3 separate regions of the Homo sapiens genome follow, and regions 2 and 3 are each linked to region 1. A link is a loop called in an ENCODE intact Hi-C map of the cell type or tissue named here. Cell type or tissue: heart right ventricle. All regions are shown on one strand. Each heading gives the region's core, and the rest is flanking DNA. Links, peaks and the distances in the headings are about the cores only. Region 1 has its middle 110 kb from the start of KCNMA1-AS1. Region 2 has its middle 310 kb from the start of KCNMA1-AS1. Region 3 has its middle 260 kb from the start of KCNMA1-AS1.

Evidence for each region. A loop is a pair of places that touch in the nucleus more often than their neighbours do. Peaks named below come from ENCODE experiments on the same cell type or tissue, not always from the same donor. Only the 100,000 strongest peaks of a DNase experiment are listed, where the experiment ranks them.
Region 2: a loop joins it to region 1, with 3 times the contacts of the local background. A loop is called at or near these places in 5 of 110 quality-filtered maps.
Region 3: a loop joins it to region 1, with 1.8 times the contacts of the local background. A loop is called at or near these places in 4 of 110 quality-filtered maps.

What each region holds. Positions count from the first base shown.
Region 1 is chr10:76,774,935-76,785,302 of GRCh38, reverse strand. No RefSeq gene overlaps it. Among named protein-coding and RNA genes, the nearest start is that of KCNMA1-AS1, 110 kb to the left of the region's middle. RefSeq lists an enhancer at 5,338-6,230. In heart right ventricle, for the core only: a CTCF peak has its summit at 6,038; no DNase peak of the experiment used is centred there.
Region 2 is chr10:76,569,347-76,579,714 of GRCh38, reverse strand. No RefSeq gene overlaps it. Among named protein-coding and RNA genes, the nearest start is that of KCNMA1-AS1, 310 kb to the left of the region's middle. In heart right ventricle, for the core only: no CTCF peak of the experiment used is centred there; no DNase peak of the experiment used is centred there; H3K27ac peaks cover 1,033 bases.
Region 3 is chr10:76,621,311-76,631,678 of GRCh38, reverse strand. No RefSeq gene overlaps it. Among named protein-coding and RNA genes, the nearest start is that of KCNMA1-AS1, 260 kb to the left of the region's middle. RefSeq lists enhancers at 1-847, 6,440-7,639. In heart right ventricle, for the core only: no CTCF peak of the experiment used is centred there; a DNase peak (open chromatin) is centred at 5,040; H3K27ac peaks cover 1,392 bases.

The DNA of each region.
Region 1 (10,368 bases), core at 3,288-8,287:
AGATATTTCCCTAAAGGGCCTTCGTTCCCTCACTTGTAAAATGAGAGGGTCGGACCAGGTAATCTCAGAGGTGCTTTCTGGTTCTTACATACTATGATTCCAAACAAGGATAACTATCCTTGAAGACTGTAAATTTCAACCCTTTTTACAAGCCCTACAGAGGAAAGAGAGGAAAGAAAAATTGATCACATGCTTGTGCAAATTTAAGTAATAGAGAACAGAGATGCTACCCTTGTGAATTCCTGGGTGATATGCATGACTTGGAAAAAGAAGAAAAGTATTTCATGTAATACCATAGGGCACCTTTAGCTCAGCCTTTCTTCCTGAAATAAAAATACAACCGAGGTTTTCAAGTTAGTTGGTGGATGGATCACCCTGTTCTCCCTCATCATTCTCCTATGATTCAACAAACATTAGAGAGAAATTTTTCTGCTTAAGTTCCTTCCTACAACAGAAGTAAATATCTTACTTTTATAAAAATACATTTCTTAAAGATAAAATACAATTCTACAATGCTGTTTCAGATAGATTTGCCATAAGTCAGATATCCTCGTTCAAATAATGGACTATGAACATCATCCATCTTGGGGAGTCAAGAAGTACAGAACTTGGTCTTATTAAGGTGCTCTGTTATGAGGCCCTGTCACTGATACAATGAATTGTTTTTCAACAGTGCTGTGGCTGCCACCATAAGTCTTCAGCTTGAATGAAAAGGCAATTAAGAAAGGAACTTGGAACAAGAAACCCAAACTAAATACTCTTCTTTTTCCAGTTCTAACATAATTAAAATGGTGTATAACTGCCAGCTGGCTAAAACTAAATAAAAATGTGCAATTAAGGGACACCAGTGAGACCAGCTATATCTCAAAAAACTCTCTTTCCTGCTAGTGCCACTTCATTCTTACTTTTCTTTCTTGCAGGAGTTTCTGCTAAGCTGTAGTAAACCCTGCAAGTGGGCAATGGAAAGGTTGTATTTCCTGATTTCCCATTTCACAACCCTCAACTACTCTAGAGGTGGTTGGCCCTGAGGGATTTCATGTACTTCCTGCTGCTTTGCACAGAGCCACAGAGCCCATTAGTCTGAAAGTGTTCAAAACCCGTAGCCCATGTTACCTTCTGATGTAACCATGATAAGAAAGCCTTAGTCTTCCAAGAAAGCAAAAAATCATACTCCATCAAGGACTGTAATAGCAATATATCATTGCATTAAAAAATACTATAAAACTTAGTGACTTAAAGAAGATTATATATAATTATTATCTCATTTTGCGTCAGGAATCTGGTCATGGCCTAGCTGGACCATTGACTTGAGGGTCTCTCACAAGGCTGCCATCAAGGTTCAACTGAAGTAAGATTTGCTTCCCAGCTCATGCAGCTGTTGTTCTCAAACTTTAGTGCCTGGGGTCCAGTTGCACTAAGGGCCTCAGATTCTTGCTGGCTGCTGGCTGGAGGCCACCCTCATTTCCTTGCCATGTGGCCTCTTTAACACAGCAGCTTCTTTCATCAAGACCAACAAGACAGAGAGTCTTGCTTGCAATCTTTCATAACCTAATCATAGAATTGACATCACGTCACCTTATATATGCTCGTGATTTGAAGTAAGTTACTAGTTCAGTCAGCCAATGGCACTCGAGGGGAGCAGATTACACAAGGATGTGAACACCAGGAGGTAGGGATTATTGAAAGTTGTCTTAGAAGGCATGTACCACAAGAACAAATACTGTTCCAAGATGTGACCATCCCCAAATGATAGAGGCCAAGATCTAATTAATTAGATTAGCCTCCTGCCCAATTTTTACAGCAATATTAACATTCTAGGAAAAATACCCTCTTCAGTTACAGGTGCCCTCCTCCCACTTCCAATATGACCTACACATGTGTGATCATCACAGATACTACTTGGAAATAGAATCTTTTCTTTTATAGTAGTTAAGCCTAGAATGCTGCATTATTTCTCACATAATTTACAAGGGTAACTCTTACAGTTTAGTTGCTGTTGATGTGACCTACACATACACAACTGTTTTAAATTTACCAATAAATCCTTGTGGCAACCTGGGCAAGTTACTTTTCTGTTTTGGATGTAAATTTCCTTTTCTGAATGGTATTCCCTAGGTTGTCTTCCAGGGTTTTTATAGTTTTGGGTTTTACATTAAAGTCTTTAATCCATCTTGAGTTAATTTTTGTATATGGTGTAAGGAAGGGATCTACTTTCAATCTTCTGCATATGGCTAGCAAGTTGTCTCAGCACCATTTATTGAATAGGGAATCCTTTCCCCATTGTTTGTTTTTTTCAGGTTTGTTGACAATCAGATAGTTGTAGGTGTTCAGTCTTATTTCTGGGTTTTCTGTTCTATTCCATTGGTCTACATGTCTGTTTTTGTACCAGTACCATGCTGTTTTGGTTACTGTAGTGCTGTAGTATAGTTTTAAGTTGGGTAGCATGATGCCTCCAGCTTTGTTCTTTTTGCTTAGGATTGTCTTGGCTATTCAGACTCTTTTTTGGTTCCATATGAATTTTAAAATAGTTTTTTCTAGTTCTGTGAAGAAAGTCAGTGGTAGTTTAACAGGAATAGCACTGAATCTATAAATTGCTTTGGGCATTACGGCCATTTTAATGATACTGATTCTTCCTATCCATGAGCATGGAATGTTTTTCCATTTGCTTGTGTCATCTCTGATTTCTTTGAGCAATGCTTTGTAGTTCTCCTTGTAGAGATCTTTACCTCCCTAGTTAGCTGTATTCCTAGGCATTTTATTATCTCTGTGGCCATTGTGAATGGGAGTTTGTTCATGATTTGGCTCTCTGCTTGAGCGTTGTTTGTGCATACAAATGCTAGTGATTTTTGCACATTGGCTTTTTATGCTGAGACTTTGCTGTCCTTGCTTATCAGCTTAAGAAGCTTTGGGGCTGAAACAATAGGGTCAGTTTGTAACAGGGAGCTGTGTGTCAAAAATTACTACACAATAAATATCACAGGGAACTTTGTATGTCATACTGAATCCTGATATTTTAGAGCATTTTAAAAATATAACTCCAACAGGGTTCTTTTTGAACTTTCTTTGGTTGAACACCATAAAATGTATTTCTTTTGCATTTAGTGGCCATGATGTATAAAAATGTGTATCTTTAAACATTTTATGACAGGTCTCAGGAACCGAGTGGAACTGAATAGAAACAGACTCATCTGCCCTATCTTGTGCTTCTTCCAGGACATACACTCACGCCTATGCTGCCTTTTTGAAAAGTACAAGGTCCTTAAAGACATTCACACTGTTGGACCTAGTACAGCTACAAGTTGGAAATTATCATAGGAAAACAACCAGAGATATACAGGGATGTATACTCCAGTGTTATTTTTAATAGCAAAATTCAAAGCAATTAAAATGTAAAATAGTTGCAAAAAGGTTAAGTAAGCACTTTAGGTATATATATATATAATTAAATTGTCTGCAGCTTTAAAACTCTTGCTTATTGGTAGTAAAATGTTACCATGCCCATTTTACCAGTGAGGAAGCTAAAATCAGAGAAATTCAGTTCCTTGTACAATGTTAAAGTGTCATAACCTCTAAGCTGGAAAATTAACCTCTGGTCATTTAGTCCAACTCTAATTTAATGTGAAAGCCTTCTCCATATTGCCCTAAGTCATCTTCCAATATGCCTGCTACTTCCAGTGGACGGTGTGATAGACAGAATAAGGGACCCCAAAGATATCTTCATCCTAATCCTGGGGAGCAGTAAATATGTTATTTTACATGGCAAAGATGAATTAACTCTGCAGATGAGATTAAGGTTGCTAATCAACCGATCTTAAAAGAGAGATTTTCTTGGATTATCTGCATGGACCCAGTGTAATCATAGGGGCCCTTAAAAGTGAAAAGAAGAAGCTGGAGGCCGGAGGAAATTGTGACTATGGGAAAACGGGTGATTGCAGGCTACTTATGGAAGCTGGAAAAGGTGAGGGAACAATATCCTGTAGAGCCTCCGAAGGAATGCAACCCTTCTGATTTTCCCCCAGTCAGGCCCATTTTGAACGTCTGACCTCCAGGCATGTAAAATAATACATTTGCATTAATCCACTAAGTTTGTGGCAATTTTTTAGAGCACCAATAGGAAACTAATACCCAGGTAGCTCTTCACTTCCCCAAATGGCTTCCACATTCCAGATCTTGCAAGGCAATGTAGAAGATTGAACTAAATATTTATTGACTAGGATAAACCTGAAAGATACACTTTGGAATGAAAAATAGAATTCATAATACTCCTCTGATGTCTCACTCAAATCTGAATGCAAAAGCACATTTCAGTCCATGGAAATTATGTGCTATAACAGATCTCACCACGTTATCTTGCAATTACATTCCACATTGGTTGCAGAGGCTACCTCCCAAATGTGGTGGTACATGGTATATTGAGATCCTCTGGTTTCTTAAGAATTCTTAGACATAGATATGGCGATTAATTAAATGTCTCATTCAGTGAACAGATTGTAATAATTGATGAAATTGAAGGCTTATTTAAATGCTATTCAGAATCTATATCCTGGACATTTTCAGTAGGGATTTAATAAAGAGTGTTTTACAATTTACCAGACTTGAATTGTTAGAGAGAAAATAAAAGAGTCATCACCTTATATATTAATCATTAGATTTCATAGTTGATCATAGTTATTTTATTTATTACCATTATCTGCATAAAATACAGTATTCAAATGCATATAGACAGTCACATGTATTCAGGGGCTTGTAACCTAGGAAAAGGAAGCTCGGTTTCTCTGTGTGCCCTTTGTTTACTTTCATGAACCCAAAGATGCATTTCTAATTATGTGGGGACATCACCCAATAATGCAACTGCTGTTAAAAGGTCACAAATTAAATGGCAAAACCGAAGGCAACATGGAGTTTTTTGACAGCAATCTTAGAGCTTGGAGAATTCATAAACCAAGTAAACCTTCTGACATAACTATAAAATGTGGTATAAACCCTAGAAAAAAATGGTCATCTTGAAAGGGTAACAGCACTTTTATGAGAATTCCAACCGCACCATGGCAACATCAACCCGTCAAAGCAAATGAAGGGTAGTAAAAGTAAAATTAAACATGATGAAGGGGACACCAGCTTGCTAACAGCTTTCCAAGCAGTAAAGCTTTCAAATGTTATCTCTTCATTGGTCTGTTCAATCACACATGCCTGCTACCAAGCTTTATCATATTATGTATCTTTCTCATCACTGCAGCCTGCCACAGCTTTGATGGACTTGTCTGTGTATTCACAAAGGAGGGGAAGAGAGCGCTCCCCTTCCCCCACTGCACCCCTCCTCGTGCGCCCTCATTCCTCTTCTGTAATTCTTCTCTCCCACCGTCCTCTCTTGCCCTTGTTCTGATGTCCAACATGAGTCTCTCTGGCATCCACAAAGGTTGTTGTGCAGCTCTGAGCTTTGGGGACTAAATATAGATCAAAGCCCCATCCTATATGCAGTCATCCAAGAAACAGGTTCCAAAGTGTGTCTGACTTTCTCCTCTCTTTCTGCTTTCAGAAATCATCATCCTTTCTTCCTCATGGTTCTTTTTCCTCCTTATAATCCCTCTTCCTTACCCGTTCTACAACCTCCTACCGGGAAAATTGTGAGGGCATTTTCATGTGTTAACTAACAGACTCGCTAATCCCCTGGTCTGAATACCTTTCCCTGTTTTCAGGGACCCAGAAATCTCAAGGTTACGTTTATTCCCTGACCTACTCCACCACCAGGGAGTCAGGACAAAATTCTGGCCCTTTCTTTCAGTGCTGTAAACCTCTCTTAACTCTATTTCCCAGTTCGAAACAAATAAGGTTCCCATTCATTGTGCATGTGGTGTTTGCATATGCCAAATTCCTCAGCCTTTAGACCATGAGTTATTCAACTGTATGAGAAGGAAAAAAGAAACACAAATGACTAAACAGCCAACTTAGGCCTCCCATTGCCCACACAGTGATGAGGATATACGAGAAAAAATAAAAAGCCCGGATGCCACGCTGTGCTGCTTACAATTAGTCAATAGGGGGTGGAAAGGGAAAGGAGAAACCAAGAAAAGAAAGGCGAAGTTGCTGCAGCCAAGTGTCTCATAAAATTGCCATGTTTTAGCCTGAGTTTATTGTCTGTTAGTGTTGGTAATTGAATTGCTTTCTCCACTGTGAGCTAGTATGGGAACCCACCTCCCTTTTCTATGATCAACATTGAAGTGTGTTCCCAGTTAAATCAGCCTCTTTGATTCATTCATCCATTCAACAAACACGGAGCCTCCACTGTTTGCAGAGTGGGACTCAGAATGCATTTGAAGTCTGAGAAAGGGCAGCAAAGAACCTATGTATGGGCACTTAGAGATTCCTACCAGCACATTGAGGGCTCCACAATAATACTTGACAAACTTCTCTGCATGTCTGCCTCATGAGTCCAGTCTCAGGTATATGGTTGTCCTAGCTGTAGCCTCCAGCTGGGAACCCAGGTGTCTGTTTTTGCTATTTTTCCATCTCTAATTCTGTCGCTAAAGAATCACTGTATAGTTCCTCACCTCCTATCTACAGTTGCACAGGTATTTATTTGGGGGATATACTAAAAATATAAATGAGATTATGGTTCCAAAAAGAACCATGTCACTGTGTGTATGCATAAACACACACGCATGTGCATGCTCACACATGCGCGCACATACACACACATTACTTTAGTTGTATTATTCTTTACTTCAGTTGATCCTAATATAATTAAAGCAATCAATATCTCTTCCCAAAGTGTAAGAATTTGGTTATGTGGTGCGGTTTACAATATCAAAGGCAACACATTGTACTTCTTGGATGGTTTTAATATAAAGAAGGCTGAATTACAGAAATTTAGGGTAGAGAGCAGGATTGAGGTCTCAATAAGTAGGGGGTTGTTATTGTAATCACAGCCTTTCACCAACTTGCTCTGAGACCTTGGACTAGTCACTTTTATTTTAAAATACAAACATACATATAAATAAAATTATAAATAGATTTCTATCTATAACTTTAACACCAACTATATGTGAAAACCGGAAGTATTAGTTTGCTAAGGCTACCATAACAAAATATTACAGACTGCGTGGCTTAAACAACAGACAGGTATTTTCTCCCAGTTCTGGAGGCTGAAAGTCCACCATCAAGGTATCTTTGGGTTTGATTTCTTCTGAGGCTCCTCTCCTTGGCTTGTTGATGGCCATGATGATGGCCGTCTTTTCTCTGTACGCGCATATCTTGGATATCTCTTCTTCTTGGCTTTAGTTTAACTTGAATACCTCTTTGAAGACCTTATCTTCAAATACAGTTCTATTCTGAAGTACTGGGATTAGGACTTTAACATATGAATTTCAGATGGACACAGTTCAGCCCATAACATTAGGTGCTAGGGCTACAAACTAAATGGGGCAAAAGGCAGTCCTTGAGACAGAAATAAAGTTAATTATACTGCAGCATAAGAAGTGCAGCAATAGAGGCAGCCACTGACTGGGTAGAGTGAGGGTACAGAAGCAAAATCAGCAAGTCAGCTTGACAGGGTCAAAGAAAATATCAAAAGGGAGACAGTATTTGCCCTGGGTCTTGCTGTCATAGTAGGAATTTTCCAGGAGAAGACTGAGAAAATGGAAGGGAAAACATGAGGAAGTGGCAGGGCATTTTATAAGGGTAGATATTTAAGGTCAACCCAGTGGCCTGTGTAGGCCAGTGCTATCTCACAGTAAGAACCTAGTGTGCTACTTGGGAGGAGAGAAATGTGTCCCAGACATCCTCAGCCAGTTAGACCCCTAACTGTTCTAAATCTCACTTGAGCCTATTTGAGCCATGGTGAATTTTGTAGGTCTTTACTCTGTGTGCAGTGCTGTCCGAGGGTCCCTGGAGGATAAAAGAGGCATGAAACCTGTCTCTTCACAATCTAGATAGGAAGATCAAATAGTTGAAATAACTGGAATAACATTACAAATCAACAAATGGATAATTCCCAAAACTACTCACTTCCTCTCCTTAAGGTATATGTTTTCTCCTGGCTAAAAAGAGGAATTTTAGACTGAATCTTCCCTAGGCTCTGCTAAAGGATCAAATGGGCTATGACAGGGTTTCTCGAACTTGAGTAATAGCCCCCCACAAAAAAATTCACAGATCTTCCCCATGTTGGCTTAAATTATTGACATTACTTAAGAGCATAGACTCAGGAGCCACACTGCCTGGGTTTGAATGTCATATCTGCCACTTACTAGTTCTAAGACATTGGTTAAATCATTAAACCTCTCTTTGCCTCTGTCTTCTCATCTGTAAAATGGGGATAATAACAATACTTATATTCATAGTATTGTTATGAAAATTAAATGTGTTAATATTTGCAAGGCACTAAAAAATGTTCCTGGTATGTTATAGGTGTTATATATGTGTTAAATACAATTTTCTATAAATGTATGAGGTAAAACTAGGAATGAAATCTTTATGCATATAGCTTTTGGGTGTAAAAACAATTGGAAAACTACTCAGCTATAAGGCAAAATAATTTGAAAATTAAGACAAAACTAGGAAGCAAGTAAAATTGAAGTTTACAGTGTTAATTCAATGTGACGAATCATGCTTTTGTTTAAACAAAATCATAGAAGTTGTCGTTAATTACATAAAGATTTAGACTCAGATCTAGTTCTACAGTGAATTTGCTTCTGTATTTTGACTCTAGTAATAATAATGCAGAGGAAGTCTCTGTGCATGCATAGTAAGCTTTTCAGAATGCTATGAATACTTTTAAGACTTTGTTTGCTAATTCAGAATAATCAGACCTCATTCTTTATCAGCACTCAATTAGTGAGCAGTCCTGGAATGCCAATTTTAATTAAATGTCATCATTACATTATTAGCCCCTGCATGAAATTGTTCTCTAAATCACAAAGTTGCTCAAGTCAGAAATTTGGAGGCCATTCCTGATTTCAACCTCTTTATTCTAATCCTTGAACTGAGCAAATCTTGACAAGTATTTTTTGACTCTGTCTTTTTCTTACCTACCTTGACACCAAAGGTGGCAACCATTTCTCTGGGTTTCTGCCAAGCCTCCTAACTACTCTCCCCCTCCACTCTCATGCTCCCAATTTTTCTCCTTAAAGAAGTTTACAGAAACTTTAAAAATATAAATATTATCCTATCTCTGCTGACCAAACTAAACTCTGATCAGCTCCAGGGCCTAGCATTGAAGGCAATGTACCACCTCTCCAACCTGTCTGAAGCCATCCCCCCTCATACACTACCCCAGCCATGCTGGCTTGCATTAATTTCCTTCCCAGGTAGTCAAGAATTTGCAGGCCTTGCAGCCTTTGCCCATGATCCATGATCCTTCTCTCTGTGGAATGTTCATTCCACATGGCTGGGTTTTTCTCTTCCTTCAGATGTCTGTGTAAAAGCTATGTCCTCAGAGAGGCCTTCACAAGCCTTTCTAATGACATTATTCCTGATCCCAGTTCATTATTCTCTATCACATGGTATTCATTTCCTTTATAGCATGTGTCACAAATTATAACCATAGTGATAGGGACAGGAGACAGGGAAATTCTGGGCAGATGAAGGAGGGTCCCTGGCCAGGATCCCACCCTCAAGCCAAAAGGCCTAATACCACCGTCCAAAGTGAGAACTTGCATCCTTGTTTTTACACTCAAATGTTGCCTTTTCCAAAACCACCCATGACCCCACTCTGCCCCACCCCCCATCCTGTGCCCATAAAAGCCCCAGGCTCAGCCAGTGGAGAGAGTAGAAGCAGCTGGACATTGGAAACTATGGTTTGATGTCAGAGAGAAGTGGCTTGAATTCAGAGGGACAGCTTGATGGCATAACTTCTGAGAGGAGTCTGGCCAGGAATGGCCAAACTCCAGGGGAAGATTACCTTCCCGCTCTGCCCTCTTTTCATTTCCCCTTCCCACCAAGAGCCGCTTTCATCAGTTATAAAATCACCTTCATTCACCACCTTCAATTTGTTCATGTTACTTCATTCCTCTTGGAGACTGGCCAAGAACTTGGATGCCATGAGTGTCAGAGCAAAAAGCTGTCACACTGACCCTCCACTGAGCTGTTAACACTTAAGCCATCTGCAGACAGCAAAGCTAAAAGGGCACTGTAACACTTCCTCTGGGCTTCGGGTGTTGCGAGCACCCTCCCCTAGATGCTGCTGAGGGGCTGGTACAGAGTATGCCCTTGCCAGTGCCCAAAAGCACTCACACCAGCTCCTGCACTTGCTTATCTGTGCTCCACCTCCCACAAGGGGTGGAGCAGTGAGTAAGTGAAGCTTGCCCCTGCCAGCACCCATGAACTCCAGTTCCTGCCCTTGAAGGGTCAGGAAAATATGCTGCTTTGATAGGC
Region 2 (10,368 bases), core at 2,764-7,763, 210 kb after region 1:
GGACAGCACCTTGTCCACCATACTAGAGTCCTGGTGGTGGCCCAGCTGTCCTGAGGTTTGCACGGCCGTACTCAGTAGAACACACCACAGCTGTGGAGTCCCACATGGAGTATGAGCACAGTTCTGTCCCTAGCTGTCTTCTAAACCTTAGGCAAATGACTTCACCATTTTCTGCCTCCATCTCTGGGTATAAAATGAGAAGATAGAATCATAATTGGCTTTGCTCATGGGATTGGTATGAGGCCCAAATGAGATAATAATTATGAAATTACTTTGAAAGAATAAAGGTATTATTAGTACAAAAAAGGGATGGGTTCATATTAGTACAAATATATCTTCCCAATAATATGAGTGAACTCTGTTACCTGAATTTTCTACAACAACCATACATAAGAAGCAAATGGAGGCCAGAGCCCAGTTTGTCAGGAGGGCTACCCACTAACCCTAGGAAGGTGAGGGAGAAGGAGAGATACATAGCTGAAGTAGTGAAGACTGTAAGAAGTGTCCAGCATCCTTTCATTGTTCTGTGTTGGAACAGGAGATTGTAAAAGCTTGCAAGTTACTTGCACAAGATAGGGGAACTAGTTGCACCCAGAAACGAAAAGATAAGACAATTATACTTGGTAATAGGGCAAAGCATGGAGACTCTCCAGACCTCATCTTAAGACTAAAAAGGAAATTGAGAGAGGAAAGAAACATAAATATGTATTTCTACTCTGCCACAACCCAAGTAGCGGGATCAAGGGGCGTACCAATAGCAATGTTGATCTTCTCCTGCCAGCTCACTCCTCTAGTTCAAATCCCAGGGCAGCACAACTTTGAGGACTGGGGCTTTGCAGACAGGAAAAACCATGGAGTAGGCACCTGCCTCCACATCCAGGTGTCCGACATCAAGTAGCCCTTCCAGAGTGTGAGACTTCAAGGAGAGGGAAGGAAGTGCTGGGGAAGGATGTGAGCAGTTCTCAGGCTGACGTCTGTGTCCTCTGCCCCTCTGATAAAAACTTACAAGGCCGTGAAGAAAGGGGCATGGCCACAGGACCTGTGTGTAAATGAGGACTTGCAGGTTGACTTGGAAGAGGCGCCTGCACCCACACAAGCCAGCCTTCTCCTGCAGCTAACACAGTAACAGGACTCAGCAACTAATTGTGTATGCCCAACCTAAGGGAGGAGTGTATCTGATATGAGATATTAGGACTCTGGCCTTAGTATGTGCCACTCTGGCCCTCTGGGCTATCTGCTGCCCACCTGCCTGCCTGCAGGGTTTTAATTTTACATTTTGTTCTAATTGCCAAAAGGTAGGGTAAGCTCGAAAGTGCAGAGCACCCCCACCATGCAACTGGCAAATGGGCTGCACAGGTTCCACTGGGGCCATACCATGCACTTATCAACAATAAAGATGATATTTGTGTTAATATCTGGCTCCTATATCTTTTTTTAATTGTTTTTTGACTCCTAGAGGGAAGAGTTATTCAAAATCTTAACAGGAGATTCTTGCTGGTAAATCCTTAAGTTGGAGAACATTGACATCATAAATAGAACTGTGGGGAATGATTATAAGTTAATCACAGGTAAGATCTCAGAGGTAATGCATGAGTTATAAACTATGCATTGACCCTTGTATCAGTCTCCCCATGATTCTAGTAGGGACTGAACTACAATGGAAATGACTTCTTCTGTTAGAGGTAGGAGCTTATGCCACCATCTTAAAATAAAATTGAGTAAAACTTAATTGAGAAGTTGTGAACTTAGTTCCAAAAGTCAAATTTCAGAAATATACAATTTCTGGGAGTGTAGTTATAAATAAAGGGAGACATATCATATGTAAAGAAAATTTGAGTTTGGCAGTAATCTCTAGGTTTACAAATGTGAATGCCAGTGAGAACTCTAAACAGGGGCAATTAATTAGAATCCCTTCCTATTCTGCCTTCATGGAACTACTCCTAGAGTTTTGAAATGAGGATGAACGTGACACCCTGAGTAGGACACAGGAAAAACTGGAGCAGGCCCAAAGAGACAAAGTGGCATGGTGAGGGGCAGAACCATGTGATCCAAGGCACAGTGCTCTATCTCCTGGAGAAAGGAGGCACAGGAGGAGGAGACACGATGGCCATCTTTAAATATCCAAGGGGTGGTCCCATGGCAGAGAAAGCTACCTTACTGTGTGTAGCTGGAAGAGAACCAAATGGTGAAGAGAGGGGAGTGTTTTTTTAGCAATTAGGTCTAATTGAAATAGAATATCCCCCTCCCTGCCACATGTAAGTTCTTAGTTATGAGTGTAGTGGAGACAGAATTCATGTGTTAGGTAAGAGTTGAACAAGCTGAAGTATCATATAGGTGTCCAGGTCTGATATCTCTGATTTTAGAAATTACTAATAAGAACCTTATCCAGAAGAGCCTTGAATTATTATGCCAGCCTCATTCCTCCTGTGGATTCTCTTCTCCTTTTGATTTATGAATTCACTCATGAGGGCTCAACTACTGCCTTTCACTTGAGCACTTGAGAAATGTTTACTGAACAATTGAATAGTAGATTCTCAAATATTCTTGATGATGGTGATGATATGCTCAATAGTATTTGACTAGTGGATTAATAAACAAAGATGTTAAATATTAGCAAAGTTGTTTTTCTTTAATACTGTTTATCGATGCAAGTAATTTTTCCTGATTTGGTAACATTTCTCTTTAACAATTCTTTACATAAAAAGGCTGAACACAATAGACTGAACAGCCCTGAGGCATTTCCCAGTTTAAAAAAGAGCAATTTTTTAAAATTTTTATAAAAGATGCTTCCATTCATTATATTTTTATAACCTTCAAAACAAATCTATGAAGTTGAAATTTTCCAAATGAGAAAACTAAGGCCCAGAAATAGGGAAGGACATGTTCAAGGACACAAAGCCAGTAAGTAGCAGAACCTGAACCAGAAACAAGGTCTATTAATTAAGTCACATGACCTTTCTACCACGTGTCAAATGCCTCTGGCAAAGGGCCCATGTGAAAAGAAGAAAGGTTGTGGACTTCCATATGGACAAGTTCGTTGGACTCCCCTATACCTCATTTCATGTGTTTCCCTTCCTAGAGCTCTGCATTCAGTAAAGCTGCTTGTTGTTCACAGAGAAGATGGCTCTAGTTTGCCTGCATGCTGAGCTGACAGTGATGCTATGTGAACATGACCACAACATAACTTGTCTTTATAAATATCCATTCCTTGCAGGCTTGTGAAACTACTCACTTGATGTCTGAGTCTGTTTGGCAGGAAGGCAGGGACAGGGCAGCGGTAGCTTGGCACAATTACCCTAGGCTAGTCCATCACAAGCCACCTCACTTAATGAAGGACTGGAAGCTGGTGCCGTGGTTTCATACCAGGACTGCTGGCAGCTCCCACCTTGTGACCTGGGATTGCAAGGTGATCTGTGAAAAGAGGCCCTGGAATATCATGAGACATGCTCTGAGGGTACGCGTGCTACTGCATAAGTGCTTTGGAGAAGGTTAAGTCTGTTCAGTGTGTTCAGTATTCTCCTCCTCAATCACAAATTCTTTCACTGTTTTCTTTTTCTTCTTCCTTGAAGAAACAGCAAAAGGGGAACAGGTTCTTGTATGTATTGTATGAAGTTTTGTCACATTAATTCATTTAATAAACATGAGTACCTGTGATATGCCTAATGCTGGACTATGTTCTGGGAATACAGAAGTAAAAAATACTGTTTATACAATCAACAAGTCACAGTCTAATGAGAAAGACAAAAATTAGGTAAACAAATAAAATAAAGGACCATTAGTGTTATTATTGAGGTTTGCAAGATGCTATAATTGGTATTCCTGAAGAATTGGTGGAATGTAACAAACCCATTAAAAAGTGGACAAAGGACATGAACAGACATTTCTGAAAAGAAGACATTTATGTGGCCAACAAACAAAAAAAAGCTCAATATCACTGATCATTAGAGCAATGCAAATCAAAACCACAATGAGATATCATCTGATGCCAGTCAGAATGGCGATTGTTTAAAAAGTCAAGAAACAACAGATGCTAGCAAGGCTGTGGAGAAAGAGGAATGCTTTTACACTGTTGGTGGGAGTGTAAATTAGTTCAACCATTGTGGAAGACAGTGTGGCAATTCCTAAAAGACTTAGAACCAGAAACACTATATTTGACCCAGCAATCTAATTACTGGGTATATACCCAAAGGAAGATAAATCATTCTGTTATAAGGATATATGCACACGTATGTTTGCTGCAACATTATTCACAATAGCAAAGACATGGAATCCACCCAAATGCCCATCAACAATAGATTAGATAAAGAAAATGTGGTACATATACACCATGGAATACTATGCAGCCATAAAAAGGAACGAGATCAGGTCCTTTGTAGGGACATGGATGGAGCTAGAAGCAAGTATTCTCAGCAAACTAACACAGAAATAGAAAACCAAACACCAAATGTTCTCACTTATAAGTGGGAGCTGAACAATGTGAGCACATTGACACAGGGAGGGGAACAACACACACTGGGGCTTGTTGGAGCAGTGGGGTGAGGGAGAGCATCAGGATAAATAGCTAATGCATGTGAGGCTTAATACCCAGGTGATGGGTTGATAGGTGCAGCAAACCAATATGGCACACGTTTACCTTTGTAACAAACCTGCACATGCTGCACGTGTATCCCAGAATTTAAAATAAAATAAAATAAAATTACTGTTGGAATATATATGACAATCACAGGTATAATAAGAAACTTTCCTAAGGTGAATAAGAGTGAGCCTACAAAGAACTCACCACATACCAGGTAAATTCATGTAAAGAGGGCAACACTTAAATAAATCCTGAAGAAATTGAAGTTTTTAAGTAATTGTCTTAGTTTGAATAAAAATTCCTAGGAGAAGCAAACACTGATAATTTTTGGAAGAAAGCTTCCCCTCTGAAGGATGCTTATTATTGCTTAAATGAGTTTGATTTTGTAACTATTGCTAATTTTAGAACAAAGTGATAGCATTTTTAAGTGCCTTATGTTTCCCTTGGAGTTTCCAGTTGCTTTTATTTTACTTTTGAAATATGTTTTTATCATCTTCCTTAAGATTTTACACAGAAATCCTCCTGGTTTTTCTTTTGACAACTCTCTTAGGTTAAATCCACTGGTACTTTGAAGCCTCTGTACAAGTATGAAGTGGAAGTCTCCATACTTCCACTACAGATTATTGCCCAGACCATCGTCATTTGGCCAGGTGAATGCAAAAATAAAATAAAATTACTCAGTAATTAATAAATATCCTCAAATAGCTTTCTGTGTCAGTTTGGATTAGGTTCAGCTGCCTATAAGAATAAAAAATAAATGTAACTTAAATAAAATATATATATTTTTTTCTATCACAAAAAGAAATTTGAAGGTAGGCAGTACAAACTTGATATGGTGGATTCATATTGTCATAGGAATGTAGTTTTTTTTAACTTTTTAAAAAATTATTCTCTGCCTATGGCTTTCATTCTCATGGAAACTATGGACCAAAATGAATGTCAGAGCCCCAGTTACCATGTCTACATTTCAGGAAATTAGAAAGAATAATAATAGGAGACTATCAGTTCCTTTTAAAGATATTTCCAAGAAGCCCCCCTCACAACACATCCACTACAAATAATTGGCAAGAACATGGTTATGTAGCCACTCATAGCTGCAAGAGAGGCAGAAAAATATAATATTTAGCTAGCTGGGATGTGTCTCAGTAAAAATTGTTTTCTATTGCTGAGCATGAGAAAAGATGGATCATTCTGGGGAATAGATTTCTAACTCTTTCATGTCTGAAAATATATTTACTTTCGTCTCACATTTATTTCATATTTTGCCAAAGTATAGAATTTCAAGTTGAAATCATTTTCATCAGAACTTTGAAAGCATTTCTATACCATCATCTGGCATCACAATAACAGGTCAGTCCTACAGAGGTACTATATTTATCTGATTTATCAGTTTTTCATTCTCAGAAAGCTTTCAGTTATTTACCTTAATGTTCTAAAATCACAATTATTTTTTCCTTTTATTTATATTTATCATGTCGAATATTTGATGGCCTTCAGCTCTTCAAAACTGTGTCCCATGATTTATTTGAACATTTTCTTTCATTCATTTTCTTTCTTTTCTTTGTGTAACTTCTATCAATTGACTATTAGAGCTCCTGCATTGGTCTTCTGTCACTTACCTTGTCTCTCATATTTTCATGTTTGTCTCCTTTATGTGTTACTTCTAATTCTTCTACAGACTGTTTCATTTTGTCCATAATATTTTGCTCATCAAGATCTCATTCTTATTCTCTGACTCTTCCCTTTTCATTGTATCCTATTACTTTGTGGATGAAATGTTAGCCCACATGTCTCAGAGGATATTAATAAAGGTGTTGCCCCTCTATTCTTCTTGAATATCTCTATTTCCTTTGGCATCACTATTTTTCTCTTTTTTTTGCCTTAGAATTAACCTCATGTCATATTTTATCCTTCAAATATTTAGTGATTCTTGGTTTTCCCATTCATATTTAAGAATGAAGAATTCATATTAGAATTTCAGTTAGTATAGTTTTTGAAGTAAACTCCTATGACGGCAAATATTTTACATATTTAAACACACACACACACACACATACACTTGAGCTTCAAAGTAAGAAAGGAAAATCTGCACCATTCAAAAATAAAAAGGAAACCCAGAGTCACAGTGGGATCCAAAAATACAAGGCAAGTGGCCTGCAGGGAAATCAGATGTGGATATAAGCATAAATGCCTAGGAGAGGAGTTTTAGGATCCTCACCCTTAAGCACAATGAACTGAAACTGATCCCCTGAATAATACTCTGTGCCTGGTAGGATGCAGCTTCGAATCCAAGTAACCAGTCTGAGCAATATATGATAAAAGATTCATCTATAAGACATTGGAAGCCCAAGTCTATGCAGTGGGAGATATGGAGTTTACATTTTTACCCCACTCCTAGGGAAGGACTTATAAGCAGAAAATGAATATAATAGCTGGTCTAGTATTGGTAATGCCTACAGGGTCTTAGGAAAAGTACATTTTAAGTTGCCCAATAGAGCTACCTCAATAGCATAGAGCATCAAATACTGTCTTGGAAAACAACTCTCAAAAAGAAGAATAGGAAGAGGACAAGAGGGAGAAGAAATTGCAACAGTAACAGCAACATAATGAGATTCATCAGGCACAATAAACAGGAGAAGTAAACAGGTAATAAATCAAGTTGAAAGAAAATTTTTTAAAAAGGCAAATCTGAGAAAAAAATTCTAATTTATAAAAATGAAAAACACAGCTAAAAGTTTCCAAATTTAATGAGAACTATAAACCAACAGATTTGAGAAACTCAACAAACCCCAAACAGAATAAACAAAAGGAAACCACACCATGGCACACAATAATCGAATTGCTGAAAACCAGGGATAAAGAGAAAATCTTAAATACTGCCAGAAAAAGAATAGCCACATTCTGAACAGTGAAAGGAGATTAGAATGACCACAAATCAGAAATGATGCAAGACAGAACATAGTGAAATGACATATTTAATGTGCTTAAAAGAAAAAAGTGTCAACCTAAAACTCTATCTCCAGTGAAAACATCCTTCAAAAGTGAAGGTGAAATAAGGTAATTTCTAAGCAAGCAAAAGCTGAGAGAATTTATTACAAGCAAAACCACCCTAAAAAATGTTAAAGGAAAATTTTCATGCTAAAGAACAATGCTTCCAAAATGAAAACTCAGATTTACACAAAGAAATGAATATTGGAAATGGTAACTATGGGAACTAGAAAAATGTGTGTGTGTGTGTGTGTGTGTGTGTGTGTGTGTAAACCTTTTTCCTTATTTTAAAAATTTAGTTAGCAGATACTTAGCAGTTTAAATAATAAACATATATTATGCATTTTATAAGCATGTAGAAATGAAATAGAGGACAGTAATAGCATAGAGGATGTTAGGGAAAATGGAAGCATCCTTGTTGTACAGCAGTACAATGCATGGGAAGTGGATTTTAATTAAAGATATTGATGTGATATGTTAAAAGTGCATATTGTAAACCCTAGAGCAACCACACATACCAAAATAGGTAAACTGGAATACTAAAACAACTAAATTAATCAACAGGAAGCTAGAAAAATAAGACATAAGAATAGGAACCAGACAGGATGAATAGAACACAAACAGCTAGATGGTGGAATTAAACCCAAATGTTAATAATTTTATTACATGCAAATGGTCTAAACCCTCCATTTGAAGGTAGAGATTGTTCAGACGAATTTTTTAAAGGAAAAGCAGCTACATGCTATAAATAGGAAGACAATATTAAATATGAAGATAGGGCTGGGTGCAGTGGCTCACACTTGTAATCCCAGCACTTTAAGAGGCCAAGGTGGGCAGATTGCTTGGGCCCAGGAGTTTAAGACCAGCCCGGGCAACACAACAAGACTCTGACTCTAATAAAAAAAAAATTAAGAAAAGAAATATGAAAATAGGTTAAAGGTAAAAGGATGGAAAAGAATAAATCCTATGAACTCTAAAAGAGTTATATTAATAAACATGTAGATTTCAGAATGGGAAAAATTACTTGAAATATGGAAGGACATTTCATATTTTAAAATGACAAATGCATCAATAATATATAATAATACTAAATGTATAAGTGGCATCTAACAACAAAGCCTAAAAATACATAAAGCTGAAACTTATAGACTAAATGAAAAAATTAAAAAATTCAGAACTACAGTCCGAAATTTTGACACACATCTCTTAGTAATTAATCAAAATGTATACATAGAGTCAATAAGGACATACAAAAACTTGAACAAAAGTAAAAACCAACTTTTGTTAGTTGACACTTATAGGACAATATACCCAACAATGACAGTATACACATGCTTTTCCAGGGCACATTAAACATTCATCAAGCTAAATTGTAAGCTAAACTCACACATCTAGAAAGATCAAAATCATACAGAGTACATTCTCTCACCACACAAACACTAATTTAATAGGAAATAAATACCGCACCCCTCCCTCTCAAATCTGGACAGCTCTCAAATGTTTGGAAATTAAGCAAGACACTTCTAAATAATCCATATATCAAAGTAGACATCGCAAAGGATATTATTAAATATTTTCAACAGAATAACATAGAAATTATTATATATCAAAATGCGTTAGAGAAAGCTAAAGCAATATTTAGAAAGAAATTTATTGCTTTAAATGCTTATATTAGAAGACAGTATAGTAATGAATTTTTAAAGTTCTACTAGCAAACTAGGAAAAGTTACTCAAAGCAAGTGAAAGGGAGGAAATACAAAATAAGAACTGAAATTAATAAAATAGTAAAAACACAAGAGAGAAAAAATGAGTGAAATGAAAACCTGGTTCTCAGAAAAGATAAGAAAAATTAGTGAACTTCTGATAAACTGCTGGATCATGGATTAGCAAAAAAGCACTAGTAGGCCAGTCAATATATTTGAGTAAGTTCTATAGATTAAGAATATTATTCAATATTAATTTTCTAATTTTGATAATTGTTTCAGGTTTAAGATGTTAATATTTTGGGAAGTTGGATTAAAGGTATAAAGAAACTTTGCACTATTTTTGGCAACATTTTTGTAAACCTGAAATTATTTCAAAATTAGAACTTTTTTTAAACAAGAGAAATTTCTAGAATGGGAGAAGAATCTCTGCTCTTTGAAAGACTCTGTTAAGAAATTAAAAAGACAGACCTCCAATCAGGAGGGAATATTTGCAATACATACATCTGACAAAGACTTACATTAAGAATATAGAAAGAATTCTTATGATTCAGTCAGAAGAAGACCTATATACCAACTAAAAATGGAAGGAAGGAAGCAGGAAATGAAGAAGAGAGGGGAGAGGGAGGAAGAAAATTATACGGTTATAGCAATTAGAATAGGGTAATATTGGCACAAGAAAAAAATTATGCAAATTGAGTATAACAGAGAGGCCAGAAATCATTCCACATATATACATAAACTTGACAATGACAGAAATTGCATTGAAAAGGAGAGAAAAGATTAGTAGAACAACAGACTATTATGTAGTCAAGAAGTTTACTTCTATCCCCACATCACACCATAAGTAAGTTCCAGGTGGATCAAACACCTAAGTATGCAGGAAAAGAATTTCACAGCTCTTAGAAGAAAATATAAAATAACTTTATGATTTCAATATACTGAAGAATTTCCAAAGACATCAGTCCCTGCACCTTCCTCATACATGTATGATAAAAATTTAAAAATTTGATCACATCAAAATTGTAAATATCCCCCAAAAGACAATAAATAACCTTAAAAGGTAAACCACAGTCATGCAGAAAATATTTGCTCACACAT
Region 3 (10,368 bases), core at 2,082-7,081, 150 kb after region 1:
TGCTGTCATTGTCCATGACATTTTCAAAAACTTGGCTCTTAATCATTTAGGTGTAGCTGGAGTTCTCCTGCAACAGCCAAGTTAAAAGATTATACATTCACCCCACTGCTCTGGCAGGGAAGAACAACTTTAACAGCCTTATCCTGTGGGGTGAAGGAGGGAGGCTGGTGGTGGGGGAAGAGGCTTGGAGAAAGACAAGGCTTAAATATGGACAGAAAAGCTCAGCTGTATTGCTATATACAATGAAAAGTAATTACAGAGAAAAATGAAAGCTGTTTCTTGCTGTTAGCAGGAAGAATAAGAGAATTCTGTACCTTTTTAAAGCTCTGAGTCCATTTTGATGTAATTGGTTCTGGAATTATTTATGACATTAATTGCTGCGCTATCGACTGCCTGTCAGTGGCCCTGGCAGTTAGTCCATCTTTCTTAGCAGAGACAGCCTGCTCAGCCCAAACTAGACTGACAAGCTAATTATACCCATCTTCCCCTTCAATGACAAATGCTGCTCATCGGAAACCTTTCTAGAAATAAGCTCTCATTCTTTTCCCTTTTTCCTGATCCAGACATAACGGATATCTCAAGGTGCAGATCACAGCTAAAACTCAGCTCGCAGGGCTATTAGCTCTGAACATCTCACTTGAGCCAAAAAACCTAAGCATCTTATGTTATCAAACTGTATGTCATTCCCCGATGCTAGTTTTCAGGGATGAGCAGGGGCCCGGCCTGTCAGTCAGAACAGGGCAGAGAGAGCCAAGCTGATGGAATTAGCCAAGCTCTTCTTAACTGTCCACGGACCTGACTCAGGTGATGATAAGAAGGCTGGGGAAATGCCTTCTGTGCTTTGCACAGCTGCTGCTCTTGGGGGCGTTTGGGGGATGCTCGATGCAGGGGCCCACTTTGGGGAGGCCAAGTGGGGAGCTCCTCTGTCCACCATGCAGCTTTATCCAAGAGCCCCCTGGTGATTGAAGTATACGAATGATTCCTGTGTTTAAGGCTTTCATTGCATGAAACTTTAGTAGATCATTTTGTGGGCATGACATGCCATCAAGCATGGCTTTGTAAAGCAGGCATCCCTGTATGTGGGACACTAGAAAGAGGCACACAAGAAGAAATGATGCGATTCTCTTGTTGAAGGAGCTTGCAGGCTAGTTTGGAAGACAAGGCATGCACATAAACAGATGTGTACAAGAATGATGAAAAGTGGCCAGGCGCGTGGCTCATGCCTGTAATACCAGCACTTTGGGAGGCCGAGGCAGGCAGATCATGAGGTGAGGAGATCGAGACCATCCTGGCTAACACGGTGAAACCTGTCTTTACTAAAAATACAAAAAATTAGCCGGGTGTGGTGGCACGCGCCTGTAGTCCCAGCTACTCGGCAGGCTGAGGCAGGAAAATCACTTGAACCCGGAGGTGGAGGTTGCAGTGAGCGAAGATCGCGCCACTGCACTCCAGCCTGGGGAACACAGTGAGACTCCATCTCAAAAAAAAAAAAAAAAAAAAAAAAAGATGGAAAGCATAACAAAAGGAAACAACTCTCCTTTAAAAATAGCACTTAGTTTATTCTCTACCATAGATTTCTTTTTTCCTTTTTGCACTGTTTTGTGTTTTCCAATGTAGGTCAGCAAAATCTTTTTTTTTCAAATGATAAAGGCACCTTAGAAAAGAAAGGCTCACTTGTGCCTGTTACCCAATTGGAATAAAAGTCAGGAGGCCAGAATTCAAGTTCCCTACTTGAGCTTTGGGCAAGACACAAACTCTCAAAATCCAAATCTGTAACATGAATTTAGTAACCTCATCCTGCCTCCCACACAATATTTGGTAGGAAGCGATTTAGAAAAAATTATAAAAACACAGAATAAAGAAGAAATCTGCCATCCAGCTGCAAAGTGTAGTGATGAGAACAAGGGCAAAATGTGGCTTTGGATCAGTGAGGTTATTGGATGCAGCTTGCTTTGAGAACGCTCTTGGTCTTTGAGATTGCGAGATCACCAGGGCAGTGTTAGTGCATCAGAATTCTTCACATAATTTCACTATTTTTATTTATGATTGTAAGGGATGCTTACGGATGCTGAATAAACAAGAGGTGGACTGTGGTGGATTTGCATTGTAGCCACTTAGTTTAAATGGAACTGCATTTCCCACAATACCCTTCTCTGAATACTTTCAACTTGATGTAAGACCCAAGAGACATTTATGTGAGATCTAGAAGGCAGAAATAGAGGTGTGGCCCAATTGCTTTACTCTCAGTAGGTGAGTGGAAGCAGCTTCTGGGTAATTATGGTTATCTTCTGGCTCTTCTTCTTGGCACAGGACAGCAGGCAGGCTCAGGGCTCCCCCAACTCCTGCCGAATCTTCTGCTTCAGCTTTTCCAATGCCTGGCCCGGGAGCCAACAGGACAAATGGGACTAGCTTCTCCTCAAAGTTGGAAGGCTGTAGGAGGTGAGAAACCAACATGGGTTGCAGCTGGCTCTCCTGAGTTCCAGCCCAGCCTTGGAGATCCTGGCTTGTCCTTGTTTCCCCTACTTTGGATCCATCTTTCTTGCCTTGCTGTCTGCTATGGACTTCAGGCCTCAGTGCCAGTATATATTTATTTTTATGTCTATAAAGTCTCCTAGTGGTTGTGCTTCTCTGATCAAACACTGACTGAATCAGGACCCTAGGGCAGTATTCAGTGCCTCCAGATTACTCATTGTCCAGAGACTCCAGTACAGGAATCTCTACCCCAGCATGTGGGAGAGGGAGACAGCCACTGTGTGCAAAATGACATGGGCATGAGCATAACCCACAAGAGCTGATTTTCATGTTAGTGTAAGGAAAACGACACAAGAAAAACTGTAAAATGTGAGCTTTATCTTTATAATCCTAAATACCTAGACACCATCTAATATTTTCTCCGTAACACCAAACAGTGTTATGGAGAAACGAAGTGTATTTTCATGCAGATGGCTGATACTCCAAAAATGTAAATTTCTTCCCCAGTGCATAACACAGTGAAACTTGTTCTACAAAGGAGTATAGCTAGGATAAGTAACTATCTCAGTTTTCTCAAGATGGAAGGATTTCATGGGACACGGGATGCGATCTTCATTGTAAACACCAGTACAGTCCTGGTCACATTGGGACGATTGATTACCCTAAGTGTAAAACAACTTTTCTGCCATTAAAATGTTAGCAAGCTCAGCATGATATGTTTTTAATCTCTCTGAATCTGTTTCCTCATCTCTAAAATAGTTTTTCTGAGGGTAAATTCTTTTAATATGTATAAGATACCACAGTTCTTGAAAAATAGCAAACACCAAATATATAGCTATTAATCATTAGTAAATACTATTATCAGAAAAGGTAACAAATGAATATGTTAAAATATAACAATAAATCCATATGTGATGCACCAAGCATCATGTGATGCAGAAAATGTGCTACTCTCAGGGTCTATGGGGAGAAACAACATGATGGGTGGGAGATGCTTGTATTAATTCATTCAACAGAAGCACCCACTCTGCAATAGGCACCAGACAAAGTGTCAGGTTTAATTTGTTGAATCAAGTAGACATTAGTTCCTACCTTCAGGGTGTTTTCAATCTACTGTGAGAGTCAGACATAAACAAAACACAGGCAAAAAAAATAAAAAGAGTATTATGGGAGAAAACATTTTTGTACCCTCAGAGAAAATTTAGGGGGAGACGTAATTTAGATGGAGTGATCAGAGAGAATTTCTCTGATAAAGTGTCATTGAGAATGACACCTGAATGATGGGAAGGAGCCAGCCAGGCACAGGATAGGAGGAAGAGCAGCCCCATGAAGGGAAAAAAATAGGGTTCAGAGAATGTATCTTGGAAGGGAGGGGCTTGAATCGGGTCTTGAAGAACTAGTGAGGTTCCAATGGACACAGAATTAATGCCTATCATTGGCCTTTGAATTCCTTCATCATATTGGGCATTATTTCAGTCTCTGGACCTCAGTTTCATCTTCCATGAAATAATCAGTTTCAACTAAGTGATGCTATGGAGGAATTATGTTGATAGGATTGAGTATGTCCAATAAAATAAACACAGAAGAATTAAAAGCTGCTTGTCATTAACCATGGCCACACACAACTATCCCACAGGAATTGGCGGGAAAGCCCTGGTTACTGTGTTTGCTGCAGGCACCATCCATTTACTGAAAGGGCTAAGATGTCCTGAAGACTTGAATAAATGCTGGGGGTGCCAATTAGAACTCCCAGGAGTGTGTCTGATGCCTTTTTAGGAGGAATTTGTGCTTCTTATTTTCAGTGAATCATTTCAGTGTGTCAGAGAAAAGGAGTCTCCCTTTATGAAGTCCCTTCCCCAGTAGGAGGAAGGGGATAACTGAATAGCTAAACCATGCACATGTCACACACACACACACACACACACACACACACACACACACACACACACTATATATATATATATATATATATATATATATATATATTATATTATATTATATTATATTAATTATATTATACTGGTAAACTGGTAAACTCCTTGGGAAAACCCACATAAATTTAACATGAAGCTTTAAAAATTGGTTGCTTTAAACCACTCTCTACCTATAAATTGTGTGGTGCTGAGGGCAGCTTTCTTAGGCCATTCTTTTCTCTAAGTGTGCAGAGCACTGAAATAGGTGGGTGAGGGAAGATTACTATGCAAGTCCCCACCCCACCTCCTTCCAGGCAGCCAGGGGCTCATTTCTGTGCTTCTCCCTCACAACTGGCACAACAGGAGGAAATTAGGACTTCCCTGAGGACTTTCAGCTAAACCAGGGAGCCCCAGGAGGGCAGAGAAGCCCTCTGCCTCCTCTGACTTACGGCACACAGCCTGGCCCAAAATGGGAACTGGGGATATGTCACCTGGATGGATGGATTAACTTCAAGCCAAGATCTGGTCTGATTTGACCTGGCTAATGTGGAAATTGAGAAATGGCAAGAAGATTGGAAAGCATTTAGGGAAAGAATAGCATCCTGACTCTTGGCAAGAGATATAGATTCTCGGTCAAGCTGCAGAAAAAGGCTGCCTCCTGGGGCCCTCAGCAAGGTGACCTTGACCCAAGTGACTGTCCTCTTATCTGAGCTCTGCAAGTAAGAACTTCTCTCCTAGCTGGGAAAATGTCTATTTTTAAAACGTGAACTTGGCAAACAGTCTTTCAAATCTGTAGCTTAGACTTCTGAATAAACATTACAATGATGGCTTTACCATAGCCCTAAGACAGAAATCATCTAGCAATTGCAATAAAAATATCAGTGGTATCTTGGAGTTACTAAACATATCATCTATTGCAAAGCCCTTTTACATACAATATCCCATTTAGAACAGCACAACTATAATGTAAGCTCCAACATGGACAGGGACCAAGTCGTTTTGTTTATCACTGTACTCTCCTCATTTTGATAAATATTTGTCGAATAAATCAATGACAGTGAATAGAATGCTAAGGCTTAGAAAGGCCATATAGTTTTCCTAATGTCAGATAGTTCATAAATGACACAGCAGTTAATTTTTAGTGTAGGTAGTTCAGAATGTTTTCCAGGTATGCTCACAACTCAGCCTCTTTTGATGCCCACAATAGCAGATAGATTCACCTTCAGCTTCATTGACACAGGGAGTATTCAAGCTGAAGAACTGGAGAAAGTCTTAGATCATAAAAAATATATATAGAAAAACAACAACCCAAAGAAGCTTGTTTTACAGAAATTATCTCCCTAATCCAAAAGAATATCAGCTCTCATTATAGCATTTTGTTATAGTATAGCTTATCATGCTGTGCGGGTTAGTATGGTAAAGTCAAGAAATAATTTTATTCTAGAATGCAAGTAATATTTCTCTTTCCTAGACTCCTTTGAATTTTCCGTAAAAGTATGCTTTGACCCAAATTTAGCAATCATGAAGATGATATGCATATGCCTTTCATTTTTAAGAATAATAGCACTATACCCAGGGATTGTGGAAATTATCTTCCAGATGCTTCTGTACTGCCTCTTGTAGAGGAAATCCTGTACCTGATTGCATATCAGTTGTTGGGATGTCAGGAGATGTGACTCTTTATACCCAAACAAGAACAGAAAGGCTGCCTTACTGAAATCTGGCTAAAATTCTATATTCGATGGTGCTTTCTCTTCTCTTAATTTCTGAATTTAGGGCTGCAGTTGAAAGGAAGAAAAATATGGGAGCCCTTTTTTCTGTCGATAAGCTCGCCTGGTACTCACAGACATTATCTTCACTCAGGACAGACGGCGGAAGAGGTGGTTTGCTCCCTCCTCACTCTGTCCTTTTAGGTTTCCAACATTTTCTGGACACATGTAGAATTTTTTTCAGGTGAGTGCCACAAGAGATCTAATAGAAGATGCATTTGTTTTTGACTCCTAATTAATCAAGATAACATCTCTCTCAACCATTAGACAGTAAAATCAATATCTCGGGTGGCTGTACCGCCAGTTAGACTTATACACCAATACCTATTATTGGCAAATCAGTGATATATTTAACCATGTTGCACTCTATCATTTTATAATATGCGAACAATGTGACTATGTTGAGAGTATGGAGAGATGGTGATTTCTGCCTGTGGAACCAATAATAGGATTTCAGCTACATCCCCAGTCCTGGTCCACTGCCTCCCACACCCAAAGCTGGGGTGTTGAGTCATTTTCCAGATTCTGAGGGGCATGAAACCACTCACTCATTATCAGGGATACCAGAATCCCAGGATGCAGAAAAGGTAGGTAGAGCAAAGATCCTAGATTCAAAGGTGGAACTACTATAAGAAATGTGGGTGTGTCAAGAGCTCGTTCCATAACAGAGAGCAATGGCTAGAGGTGACGGTGCTGTCTATTTTGAGGCTCTGCTCTCCAATTAAGAGTGGGAGTAGGAGAAGAAAGGGGACGGAAAGGGGAAGTGAAATCCTCTGTATAAGTAATATATGGAGGATCTCTGAGGTGTAGCTGAGAGGAAAACAAATTTCTCGGGGATTAGCTGTAGAGTTTGCATAAGTTACACCTACCTGAGTCATTGCGAACATTCTTTGAGGAAGCAACCAACAAGTCAAGGACTTCATGTAGGTGGAGGACTTTCTCTTGAGTCAGTCTGTTGCCTTCTCTTGACCTGGAGCTAGAGCACCAAGTGCATGATATGCTCCTCAATTCTCTAGGCACCGAGACACTGTGTGGTAGGCCAAAAAAGCATATAAGGTAAATGACTTACCATGGCCCCTACCTACAGACTTGTCAAGTCACTCAAGTCCTGCATCACTATTGCTTTTAGCTAGGGTTCCCAATGTCTCCATCTCCCTGAATTTTCATCTAATTAGTATTGCAAGACTCTTTAAGGCATGACAAATTCCAGGTTACCTGGGATTTTTTACCTTGAAGGTGAGGAAAGGCTGGTGAAGTGATATGGCTGCAGGGGCTGAATAAGGGGACCTACTGGGGCACCAAAGTCCAAAGGACCCAGTGCAGACCTTTAGATAAGGACAGTCTTCCAACTGATCCTTTTCCAGGAAGCATTCCTGACCTTCCCAAGCCTGCTCCTCCTTGCCCTGGCTTTACCTGGAATCCCCTTCCAAAACTCTAAAATGACATTTCTTCAGTTTTCACTGAGATATTTTCACTTTTTCTTCAATACTGTTTTTCCCCCAGGCCTGCTGGAGCTATACCTGCTGGAGCTTTCCTTTCATTGGAAAGCTATACTTGGAAAGTCAATGCAAACAGAAAAGTAAATTTACAGGAATATGATTATGCTACTGGGGTCTGTTCTTGTGATACCAAGATGGTGGGTCATAGATGTTGCCCTGAAGACATATGTGCACAATCCTCCAACAGGTGGAGGAACAACCCACAGTGTGTGGCTCTGTTCTGGTGACACTGCCTCTAATCTATGGGCCTCAGTTACATCCCCCAAATTGTTCCCCAGTAACTTGAGCTGTGGGCTCATTGAGAGACTCCTCTTCCATTCCTTGCTTTTTATCCAAACTGATAGTAACTAAGAGTTTATATTTCTTTGTCTATGAACTTGGTTCAATTTGTCACTGGAAATGATTTTTTTTTAATGTGTCCCTGTGCAGGAAGTGGAAGCTATAATTTGCAGCAGCAGTTTATGTGATATAGGGGCATAATGCCTCTTGCCCGATTTTTCATGGTATTTTTCTGTTTGTGACATTATTTTCACACTCCAACCTCATAATGTCTTGAGCTATATAAGCTGTTCCATTTGAATAGAAAGTCCTGTATCAACTGCAATGTGCAGCCCAATACATTGCCTATAGGTTTGTGGAAATGAACTAGGGTTTTGATTAGTTACCTAGTGTCTTAGTGTTGAGAACAAATCTCACCTTTAATGTATTACCATGTGAATAAGCATTAAGGATTGCAAAACCACTCACTCTTACAGGAAGTTGTTTCACTAACATTTTAATTTTACCACTCATTTGCACCATGATTTGAGAGACAAACCATCTTCTGACAGCAAGTGCTCTGAGCTCTCCTAGAGATTTGTTGGTGATGCACCAGCCCCTGTTGGACATCTCCAAACCACAATTCCATCCTGAGTTCCCGCTTCAAACCCTATTGGTTTGTGTAATTCAATGTCAGCAAAGTCAAAGGCAGGGCTGGTCTTTCACAAAACGTAGGCAAGTCAGGTGTGTCTTTGACTAACACTCTCCTCTGGTACCCCATTCACTGTGCAGTGTTTTCCTCTGCAGTTCCCGGGTCTTTAGGCAACCATAATCCCAGTCCCTCCTTCCCTGATTCAGGCCGTACTGGAGCAGATGCCCTGCTCTAATCCAACCATCGGTGTCAGCCATGTCTGCTTTCTTGCACTGATTCTTTATTTTTTAGTTATCCATTCATTCATTTGATAAATATCAGTTGACCACTCACTGTGTGTCAGGCAACCTGCTGGATACTAGGGATAAAATGCTGATTATAATTGACATGGCCCTTATATTCATGAGCCTTAGAGTTTATTGGGGGAGATATTTAGTAATCGAATATATAAAAAGATGCATTTACAAATTGCAATAAATTTCAGGAAAGAAAACAATAGCATGCTATAAAAAATTAACATGGAATGTACTTGAGATGGACTGGTGGGAGTCAGCTTGCAGATTCCTAACTTTATGACCATGGAGCTCATCCTCCCCTCCTCCATCTTGGGGCATTGCCCACAGCTGAAATGTCACTGCTGTACTGGGGCCTCTCTTATACCACCTGCCAGAGTGGAGTCTGTATGACATCTGCTACATTGTGTCACAAACTTGTGGGTCAGTCTCACATGGGGGCATCTGACTGGTAGAATCTAAGTCAGGTATCATGTTGCAAGAGAAACTGGGAAACCACGTGTCTGGCTGCTTCTGTAGGGTGGTGTGGATTCATAGGTGGAAAATTAGAAGCTTAGGAGAGGTGTTCTAAGGTAATGAACAACCCAAAATATTGACTAATGCCCACTACACACAAAAAGGAGGCTTTACGGGCCTCTAATAACAGCCTAGGAAGTTAACCAACTTTTAGGGTCATTATGGACTCCTCTCTTTCTCATGCCTTACATCCAATCCCTGAGAAAGACCTTCTGACTCACTTCATAACCATCTCTTAAAACATTCTGTCTCCCTTTCTATCATCCCAACACAGGGGTTGGCAAACTACAGTCTGCAGACCAAATCCAGCACACTTGCTGTTTTTGTAAATAAAGTTTTGTTGAACCATACCCATTAATTAATATGTTGTCTATTGCTATTTTTACACTACAACAGCAGAGTTGAGTAGGATTTTTGCTGATAAATCCTAAAATATGTATTAACTGGTTCTTTATGGAAAGGATTTACTGTCTTCTGTCCTAGTCTGAGCCACCACCAACTCTTTCTGGACTACTGCAAGAGCTTCCTGAAAGACCCCACATTTCCTATAAGCTCCAACAATCTGATGTCACACTGTAGTCACAGTACTCACTGCAAAACATAAATATGACTAGGTCACTCAAGACAAAATCATTCAACAAACTTCCTTGCACTTAATGTAAAGAAATACCTTCAATATAGCAATAAGACCCTGTACAGTTTAACTTGCCTCTACATGCATGGTTGTTCAAAGGAACAATAATATTGAGTGAAAGACACCAACAACCATGGTTGGAAGATGTATGTTTCTTTGATGGCCAAAAAGAAGAGGTGATGTTCTCATCAAGTATGAAATGATGGCTTGCTCCTAGGTACCAGATACAGGGAAGGGCTTCACCATTTCCCAAGTCCATCACAGAACAAGCAGCTACTGTGGCTCACAATGAATAAGGGGAAGATTCAGGCAGCTGCAAGAAGTTGCTGATATGGTTTGGCTGTGTGCCCACCTAAATCTCA